Regions from separate parts of the Homo sapiens genome. Here region 2 is linked to region 1. A link is a contact called in ENCODE Hi-C or POLR2A ChIA-PET data. All regions are on one chromosome and are shown on one strand. Each heading gives the region's core, a stretch centred on a gene start or an enhancer-like site at or near the end of the contact. The rest is flanking DNA. Distances are from core to core; before and after follow the strand shown.

Region 1 (4,616 bases), core at 1-2,500:
AATCGCTTGAACTTGGGAGGCAGAGGTTGCAGTGAGCCGAGATCGCGCCACTGCACTCCAGCCTGGGCGACAGCAAGACTCCGTCTCAAAAACAAAAACAAAAACAAAAACCCTGATCTTTCACTTCGGGCCTGACAGCAGCTTGACTGGAAGTTTGCTCCCGCAGTTCTGAGATTCTGGCCTTTTCTTTTGTCCCATTGGTACTTTTTGCTGCCAGGGTTTCCTGTCCTTCAGGTTTCCATCCCCAATCAGTTGAGAGTCCGACTGGAGTACCCAAGGTGCGTTGAGGAATGAGGCACAGCCCTGGGCTTAACTCATCCAGCCTGGCCAGCTCAGCCTTCCCCTGTCAGGTGGGAGCCTAGGATTGCTGTCAGCCCAGGGAGCAGAGTTGGAAGAAGGGGGCAGGGCCCTACCTAGGCTGCGGCCCATCGGGGCAGCCTGCGCTGGTGGCTTCGGAAGGCCCTGGTTTGAGGATGGGTGCGGCAGGAACAGCCTGAAGATAGTGGATGGAGAAGGTACCTGAGGTGTTGGGAGCTCTGCTGGTGAGCTGGGCCCTTCACGTCAATGTTAGAGGTTGTTACGTGCTAGGCGCTGTTCAAGCACTGGGAATTAGCTAAACAAAATGACCATTACTGTCATGGAGCTCACCCCTAGTTGAGAAAAATAAGCCGAATCACACGGCAAGTGCTAGGAAATATAAGCAGGGATAGTGAGGGAGTTATTTTACCTAAGTTTGAAGGGAAAGCCCTCTGATAAGGCGACATTTGAGCAAAGGCCCGGAAGAAATGAGATACGTCTCGCCCAGTCGCACCCTGTCTCTACCTGACAAGTCTCCGGCCCGCGGACTGAGTGGGGGACCTGGGCGGCCGCCATCCCCCACTTCCTCATTGTTCCACGGCCCTGGATCGCCTTCTTTTCTCGGTCCTCCCGAGGACCGGATGCTTCTCCTCTCCCTGGCGTGTGTGGAAGAGATGGACGCTACGCTAGAGCACATCGCACGGGCGGTCCCATTAAAAATCAGATGGGGGAGAGAAGCGAGCCCAAGTCAACCGAGGGGAGCGGGGAGCGGAAAGGGAGGAGCCGTCGGGGGCGGGACAGACACCCTGCCCACCGGAGGGGCGCGCCACCGCCGCCCCCGCTCCACTCCGCCAGGGGGCGCTGTGTGGCTCCCGAGTAGGCTCAGAGCGACCGTGGCCGGGCGGAAGCGGCTTTCTGGCCTAAGCTTTAACAGGCTTCGCCTGTGCTTCCTGTTTCCTCTTTTACCAAGGACCCGCCAACATGGTAGGTGTTTTGGCTCGAGGCCGCCATCCTCCACAATCGTCCCCCATCTGCAGCTTCCCGCGGTCCTCAGCCCACAGAGAGGCCCTGGGCCGGGAAGGCGCAGAGCCCTGTCAGGCTGGAGCGCAACGGGCCGGCGGCTTCCGCATTAAGCCCGGCGCCCGGCACTGTTTAGCCGGGCCCTCTCCGGCTCAGCGCAGCCGGCGGTCCCCAACCACACCGGCCGGGGCTCGGCGCCGCACTCTTCCCAGAAGGTTGCGCTGGCTCGTGAGTGATCCTGTCCTCTCCACCCGCAGGGCCGCGTTCGCACCAAAACCGTGAAGAAGGCGGCCCGGGTCATCATAGAAAAGTACTACACGCGCCTGGGCAACGACTTCCACACGAACAAGCGCGTGTGCGAGGAGATCGCCATTATCCCCAGCAAAAAGCTCCGCAACAAGATAGCAGGGTGAGTCGGGCCTTCCTCGGCCTCCGGGGCTCCGCGATCTGTTTGTGTGCTCTGCCGCCCTCCGACTCGGGAAGAGACGGTGCCTTGGTGGTTTCGTTAGCCTGAGACTCCCTGGTGTCCCGGAGAAGGGCTAGAGCTCTGCGTGTGCAGGATTTCTGTTGTGAACTTAGGCCTGTGTCATGACTGGCCGCGGTGACCCTGGGTCGAAGGTAGCCACCGTCAGACCTCTTGCTTTGAAGCTACGTTGCTTTTAGTTGTCAACTTTTTTCTTTCTTTTTTTTCTTTTTTTTTTGAGACGGAATCTTGCCCTGGCGCCCAGGCTAGAGTGCAGTGGCGCCATCTCGGCTCACTGCAACCTCCGTCTCCCGGGTTCAAGCGATTGTCATGCCTCAGCCTTCCCAGTAGCTGGGATTAGAGGCACGTGCTACCACACTCGGCTAATTTTTGTATTTTTAGTAGACAACAGGGTTTCACAATGTTGACCAGGCTGGTCTCGAACACCTGACCTCAAGCGATCCGCCCGCCTCGGCCTCCCAAATTGCTGGGATTACAGGCGTGAGCCACCTCGCCCGGCTGGATGTCAACTTCTAATGCTTACTTCACAGTTGCAGTTACTGTTCGAGAGATTTATAGGCATATGGCCTGGAAGAATAGTGCCAAAGTCAACGTATTAATTGCCAAGTTATGTGAATTTGAAATTGGAAGAAAATGAAGGCTGTGAAGGGTCGTGAAACTGCGGGGCGGGGCGGGGCGAGTTGGGGGTGGGGCGCTTGATCATCATGAAGGAGAGTTTGAATAGAGAGTGAGAAACCAAGGGGAAGGAATGCTCAGGCCAGTGGAGGTTCTATGTGTAGGAGGTCCCAGGATAGTGAGTCCTCTTCCTTCTCACTGTGGAAAAGAACTAAAGCGGGTATTTATATATGCACATGTGCTCAGTACCAGGTGGGAGTTGATTTGTCTTCTCACTGTTCTCTTTGGCTGTGTGTGCTTTGTAGTTATGTCACGCATCTGATGAAGCGAATTCAGAGAGGCCCAGTAAGAGGTATCTCCATCAAGCTGCAGGAGGAGGAGAGAGAAAGGAGAGACAATTATGTTCCTGAGGTAAACTTTCTGGATATTTGGGCTTCTGGCTAATCCTCAAATGATAAAGCTATGGGTTCTTGGCTTCCAAAGGGACCTCAGCTGAATCTGAGACCTTTAATCCATACATTCCATAACCAGCTGTGGGTGCCCATAGGCCCCCTACCAGTTTCTTAGCCTCCATTCTGCTCTTCTGGAACCAGTTAAGTCTATTCCATATTTCATGAGAGCCCTTAATGTTGATTTGATGACTGCTGTCGTGGCTCGATTGTTTGCCCCTAATATAGTATTCTTTGGTGTAAACACAGACTTCAAGTGTTCTGAATACTGAATGAGGGCATGGGAAGGTAAGGCCAGAAGAACAGGTCATCGGGGTCTGTAATACTGTAAGAGACTGCTCACCTTGTGAGAGGAATGCTATCCTTGTGCAGCTCCTCTTCCCCATATTTAAGAACCTGGGGAGAGGAGGAGGAGAGGTGAGTGATAATCTCATTGATTGGTATTTTGACCCTACCTCGTTTCCTTGTAGGTCTCAGCCTTGGATCAGGAGATTATTGAAGTAGATCCTGACACTAAGGAAATGCTGAAGCTTTTGGTAAGTGTTTGCTGGATTCCTAAAGTGGTATTTTCCTGGTCAAAAACCATCAGTAGGTCTTATTATCCAAGGTCACCCAGCTAGTAAGTGGCAGAGTTGGGAATCCCATCTAAACTTGTAGCCACTAAACTGGACTGCTTTCATAAGGGGTGTAGCGGAAGTTGTGTGCATTGAGTTAGTTCGCCACAAGATCATGATTCCCAAATCTAGTGGCTTCCAGGACACCTTTTCTCTCTTGGCTGCTTCTGTTCTTGGTTTTATAGCTGGCTTACGTTGCCCCCTTTGTGTCAGCCCTGGCTGAATCTGCCTGCTTTTCTTCTGTGAAGGCATTCCTTTGGTGTCTCCATGCTAACCACTCAGAAATGAGCTTTGGTCCATTTCCAGGTACATACAAGGCACTACTTAGGTAGTTCACGAGTATCTTCATTGCACTTTGATGTTTTTTCTATGGCTTATCTTAGTCCTTTTGCATACTTGGGTGAAAGCATGGGCTTCATGGGCGGTTGGTGATTTTGAACAACTTCATTTTTCCTATTTTTATGGTCATTAAATGTTTAAGACACTCAAAAAGGTAGTAGCAAAATGAACTCACATGTACTTTCCCAGCTTCAGAAAAACATCACCAGTACAGCTACAGCCCCGCTGTGGGTCTTTTCTTCCTGAAATAACCACTGCGCTGAATGCAGCATTTTTGTTGAAACTAAAATGGGTTTCTGAGGACCAAATAGGACATGGAGTTCCAGGTATAAGTTGGGCCCTTGGCTTCTTGCCCTGCCTACCAGCCTGAACTTGTTTGAGGGCAGGGTCTGCTCTTGCCTCCCTCCCTTCTGCTTGATGCCTTGTGTACTTGGGCCCTTCACAAATGTTGATTAGATTAGTAATAGCTCTTACCCAGGGCTGGTCCTGGAAAGCAAGTGGCACTGTGTATTCTCAAAGGGACAGAGTTTTGCTTTAGAGGACATTTGGCAATGTCCAGACACATTTTTCGTTCTCATAGCCAGGGGATACCTGCTAACTTCTAAGGGGTAGAGGCCAAGGATGTTGCTAAACTTTCTGCAATACACAGTACAGCTGCCTATAACAAAGAATGTCCAGCCCAGGATGTCTACGTTGCCAAGATTGAGAAACGGTGTTTTAGAGTGATTGATAGGAAGGGGTTGTGAAAACAGATACAAATGGCATGGTACATTGGGTAAAAGTCATAGAGTTGTAAAT
Region 2 (5,679 bases), core at 1,343-3,842, 2.2 Mb before region 1:
GTGGCGCAATCTCAGCTCACTGCAAGCTCCGCCTCCCGGGTTCACGCCATTCTCCTGCCTCAGCCTCCCGAGTAGCTGGGACTACAGGCGCCCGCCACCACGCCCAGCTAATTTTTTGTATTTTTAGTAGAGACAGGGTTTCACCATGTTAGCCAGGATGGTCTGGATCTCCTGACCTCGTGATCCGCCCGCCTCGGCCTCCCAAAGTGCTGGGATTACAGGCGTGAGCCACCGCGCCCGGCCAATGCGAGAATTTCTTTTTCTTATTTACATAGAAATAGAATTGGTGGTCACAATTCTATTGTGAATGTTCAGCTTCACAAGATAATTTCCAGTTGTTTACCAAAGTGGTTTTGGGGTTTTGTTTTGTTCTGGTTTGATTTTTTTAAACCAATTTACACTTCTAACAACATTGTATATGAGATTCTCTTGATCCACATCCTCTCCAATGCAAGCTATTGTCAGATTTCTTCATTTTTGCCACTCAAATAGACATCAAATGGAATCTCACTGTGGTTTTGACTTGTACCTCTCTGATGATTAATGAAGTTGAATATATCTTTATATGTTTATTGACCATAAATGTTTCATATTCTGAGAAATGCCTTCTCATAGCTTTGTCCACTTTTTTCTATTGGTTCATTGTCCTTTCTTCCTTAATTTTACTATGTTTTTGACAGTTATGGGCTTTTTCTTTGAACTCAAGTGTTCAGAATTGAATTAATCATAATTTTCATGTAATGTGATTTTTTTCCCCTGGTTACAAAAGTAAAGCATGCATGTTATAAAAGAAACAGGTAAAGAGTGCAGACATGTTGAACATAGAAAGAAAAGTCTCCTTTACTCTCAGCTCCACCCCACCTCCAGGCAAGAATAACTCCCATGGACAATTTGTCATTCCATGTCTTTAGATTTTTGTTTTCACATCTCTCTCCCAAATTAGATTGATAGTCTCTCGAGGGTAAAGACTGTATTGTATTCATTTGTGTATTCCCACCCCTAGCATAATGCCTGGTTCAGATCAGGAATGAAATACATTATTGTTGAATGAACTGCTGAAAGACGAGTTAGAACATAGGCTTTGAAGTTAGAAGACTTTGGTTTGCCTGGGGCAGAGAATTCAAGCAGGAGAAAAATGGGAGTACTAGTAAAGTGTGTTGGGCTTTGATTACTGAAAGCCTTGGCTATTGGGCCAGAGTGTTTGATTTTTATGTTGGAGGCAGTGGGGTGAGGGCATTCAAGACTTTTTAGGTAGAGAAAATTATTTATTCATATATGTATGAATTATTCATATTTATATATATATATATTTGTTTGTTTGTTTGTTTGTTTGTTTTAGACAGAGTCTCACTCTGTTGCCCAGGCTGGAGTGCAGTGATGTGATTTTGGCCCACTGAAACCTCTGCCTCCCAGCTTCAAGTGATCCTCCCACCCGAGCCTTCCTACCAGCTGGGATTACAAGTGAGTGCAACTGCACCTGGCTAATTTTTGTATTTTTAGTAGAGATAGGGTTTCACCATGTTGGTCAGGCTGGTCTTGAACTCCTGACTGCAGGTGATCTGCCCGCCTCAGCCTACCAAAGTGCTGGGATTACAGGCATGAGCCACTGTGCCACCTGGCCTATTCTTATGTTTTTACCAGCAACAGAATTAAAATGAGACATTGACAATCTAGTCATCTACTGGCATTGTACAGGATGTGAGGCGGAGGAGAAGGGGGAAAATGAAACTGGAGACAGAAAAATGAATGAATCAAGCAGTTGTGGCCGAATGCGGTGGCTCACACCTGTAGTCCTAGCACTTTGAGAAACCAAAACAGGCAGATCACTTGAGGCCAGGAGTTCAAGACCAGGTTGGGCAACATGGCAAAACCGCATCTCTACAAAAAAATACAAAAAAAAAAAAAAATTAGCCAGGTGTGGTGGCGCACAGCTGTAGTCCCAGCTACTTGGGAGAATCCTTTGAGCCCAGGAGGTTGACCGAGTGAGACCCTGTCTCAAAAGAAAAAAAAAAAAAGTTATTAACTTGGTATGGACACAGACTCCTATGACAAACTCATGAGAACTGTGGCTTCTTTCAGAAAAGTAGCTATAAACCTAAGCCCCTACATTTTTTGAGAATCCCTGGATTAGTGTCTTTTTTTTTTTTTTTTTTTTTTAAGACAGAGTTTTGCTCTGTCGCCAGGCTACAGTGCAGTGGCATGATAGCTCACTGCAACCTCCACTTCTTGGGTTCAAGCGATTCTCATGCCTCAGCCTCCCGAGTAGTTGGGATTACAGGCACGTGCCACCACACCCAGCTAATTTTTGCATTTTTAGTAGAGGCAGGGTTTCACCATGTTGGCCGGGAAGGTCTCAATCTCCTGACCTCATGATCCGCCCGCCTCAGCCTCCCAAAGTACTGGGATTACAGGCGTGAGCCACTGTGCCCAGCCTAGTGAGTCATTCTAAGAGTGAAAGAATAAGAACTTGCAGCATGTATTTATTTAGTCAGACATATTTATTAATCCCCTACTATGTATGTGCAAGGCACTGAGCTGAGTGCTGGGAACAGACACCATCCAGTATGAGGCATGCATTATGGTATGACATAGTGGTCAAGGGCACAGACCCTAAGCCCAGTTCTCTGCCTTCAAACCCCTGCCGGGTGACCTTGTTTAATAAAGCAACTGTACTCCACTTCTGTTTTATAGGGACAATACTGACACCATCCTCATGGGCTGCTGTGAAGATTAAATGAATGCTTCATGAGAGCTTGGGCTTGATGGCAGAAATGAGGGAGGAGAGAGAGGGCAGTAACTATGCGGAGGGCGGATGAGGGCAAGGAAGAATTTTAAAGGATGACAAGATTTTAAAGTAAAGCAGGAGAGGCTGAAGGTGCATCAGTCATGATCTGTTCTGTCCCCTAAGGGGGGCCAAATGGTGGGAGGGGAGAGATCGAGAGCAAACGCAGAGAGGCTGGCTTTAGCTAGGAAGATACTTCCGCTTGTGAGCTGGAGGGGAGGAGTCAAGTGTGGGTGCAGGTGCTGACTCTGAAGTAACCGCAGGCAAGAGGGAAGGAATGTCACCAAGGGGGGAGGGGTGAGGAAAAAGGAAAAGTTGTAACACACTGTCTCAAAGAGGGGATCTAGGAAGATGCAAATGTCAGGGATTATTCAGGACTGGTGAGCTGATAAGGGATACTGATCTGCCTGGTTGGGTAACTTCTGGTGGTCATGGGAGCTACAGGAGAAAAGCATTAAAAAAAAAAAAAAGGTGGGGTGGGGGAAGTGGTGAGTGCAGAATGTCACAGTGGTGAAATCCGGAAGAATAGAGACAGGGGAGGCTGGCCATTGTGGCTCACGCCTGTAATCCAAACACTTTGGGAGGTCAAGGCAGGTGGATTGCTGGAGCCCAGGAGTTCAAGACCAGCCTGGGCAACATGGAGAAACCCAGTCTCAATAAAAAAATTAGCTGGGCATTGTGGCACATGCCTGTAGTCCCAGCTATTTGAGAGGCTGAGGTGGGAGGATTGCTTGAGCCCAGCAGGTGAAGGCTGCAGTGAACCATAATCGTGCCACTGCACTCCTGCCTGGGCGACAAAGTGAGACCCTATCTCAAATAAAAAAAGAAAAGAAAGAGTTGGCCGGGCACGGTAGCTCACACCTGTAATCCCACTGCTTTGGGAAGCCAAGGCAGGCGATCACCTGAGGTCAGGAGTTCAAGACCAGCCTGGCCAACGTGGTGAAACCCTATCTCTACTAAAAAATACAAAAATTAGCCGGGCATGGTGGTAGGCACCTATAATCCCAGCTATTTAGGAAGCTGAGGCAGGGAGAATTGCTTGAACCTGGGAGGCAGAGGTTGCAGTGAGCCAAGATCACGCCACTGCACTCCAGACTGGGCAACAGAGTGAGACTCTCTCTCAGAAAAAAAAAAAGCGGGGGGGGGATTTGCTGGATTTGCCAACCCACTGGTCTTTACTGAAGTATCTTAAGGGTCACTAAAGTGTCACAGCAGGTGACTCATGGCAGAGAAGAAAAGGGAGAAAGAACAGTGAGGCAGTAAACCACATGCAATCTGAGAACACTGACTTTGCAATGAAAGGGAAAAGTAAGACATTAACCAGAAAGAATAACAGAGTGAAATGAGGTATATTTCTTTCTAAAGGTCAGAAAAGCTGTACTACTGCTATTTCTTCTTCTTCTTCTTCTTCTTCTTCTTCTTCTTCTTCTTCTTCTTCTTCTTCTTCTTCTTCTTCTTTTCTTCTTCTTTTTTCTCCTTCTCCTTCTCCTTCCCCTTCTCCTCCTCCTTTTCCTTCTCTTCTTCCTTCTTCCTTCTTCTAAGGTAAAGGCAGCAGTTGTAGAGCTGGCAGGAGAGGGAGGAATAGGGCTTCAAAAACTTAGCTGGAGGCCATGAGCAGTGGCTCACACCTATAATTCCAGCACTTTGGGAGGCCGAGGTGAGCTGATCACTTGAGGCCAGGAGTTCAAGACCAGCCTGGCCAACATGGCAAAACTGCATCTACTAAAAATACAAAAAACAAAACAAAACAAAACAAAAATTAGCTGGGCACTGGACTCCAGACTGGGTGACAGAGCAAGACGCTATCTCAAAAAAAAAAAAAAAAAAGTCAACTGGAGTATGATGCCAGCATAATACTATTGTAATTAGCTTCTGTGGGCCAGACATTTTCCATAAGAATATGTTATTCCCAATTTACAGAGGAGGAAACTGAGGCTCAGAGAAGCTAAGTCATTCGCCCAAGATCACACTGCTAGTCAATGGCAGAGTTAGGATTTGAGCCCAGGTCATATGACTCCAAAACACCAAAGCTTGCCTGCCTAATACCAGAGACAAGCAGAAATGTTAGCACTTTGAGGGAGAGGGGATACTTCTGTCCGCACCGAGGAAGGAAGAAAGGATTGGAAGAAACATATATACTAATGATTTATGTTCATTTATTATTTAGAATTATTCTCCTTCCCACACGAATATATAAGCATATAGATTTTTAAAAATTTCTTTTGATTTATTTGTTTTTGGTTTTGTTTTTGAGATGGAGTCTTACTCTGTTGCCCAGGCTGGAGTGCAATGGCACGATCTCAGCTCACCGCAACCTCTGCCTCCCAGGTTCAAGCGATTCTCATTCCTCAGCCTCCCGAAAAGCTGGGATTACAGACACCCGTCACCATGAGCGGCTAATTTTTTTGCATTTTTAATAGAGACGGGGTTTCACCATGTTGGCTAGGCTGGTCACGAACTCCTGACCTCAAGTGGTCCACCCACCTTGGCCTCCCAAAGTGCTGAGATTATATGGGTGAGCCACCACGCCTGGCCAATTTTTTAAATTTCTTTTGAGACAGGGTCTTGCTCTGTCACCCAGGCTGGAGTGCAGTGGTGCAAACACAGCTCACTGCCACCTCAGACTACTGGGCTCCAGTGATCCTCCTGCCTCAGCCTCCCAAGTAGCTGCGACTACCAATGTGTACCACCACACCAAGCTAATTTTTGACATTTTTAGTAGAGATGGGTTCTCACTATGTTGCTCAGGAGAGTCTTGAACTCCTGAGCTCAAAAGATCTTCCCACCTCAGCCTCCCAAAGTGCTGGGATTACAGGCGTGAGCCACCATGCTTGGCTGAAAGCATATAGATTTTTTTTAAGTTGGCATGATCGGTTTACATGACCAAGCACCTTTAA

What was found. Hi-C counts contacts between places; a loop is a spot of excess contacts on that map. ChIA-PET counts read pairs that join two places held with the same protein, here RNA polymerase II (POLR2A). Pooled maps may share reads with other maps.
Region 2: a loop to region 1 is called in a pooled map, with 5 times the contacts of the local background. The contact joins the enhancer-like site here to the promoter of RPS17 in region 1. A Hi-C loop is called at or near these places in 2 of 50 pooled maps. POLR2A ChIA-PET finds 5 or more read pairs at or near these places in 2 of 52 experiments (HepG2 and activated naive CD4-positive, alpha-beta T cell).

What each region holds. Positions count from the first base shown.
Region 1 is chr15:82,537,091-82,541,706 of GRCh38, reverse strand. RPS17 (ribosomal protein S17) reads left to right here and starts at 1,250. Exons shown (of 5, transcript NM_001021.6): 1 at 1,250-1,281; 2 at 1,575-1,726; 3 at 2,722-2,827; 4 at 3,336-3,401. The coding sequence starts at 1,279. RefSeq lists an enhancer at 393-894 and silencers at 1,014-1,113, 1,124-1,243.
Region 2 is chr15:84,732,609-84,738,287 of GRCh38, reverse strand. No RefSeq gene overlaps it. Among named protein-coding and RNA genes, the nearest start is that of ZNF592, 13 kb to the left of the region's middle. RefSeq lists enhancers at 1,743-1,802, 3,083-3,172, 3,193-3,252, 3,759-4,662. Within about 2 kb of position 2,592, at least 23 of the 41 ENCODE cell types and tissues checked have a DNase peak (open chromatin) inside an H3K27ac peak, as active enhancers do.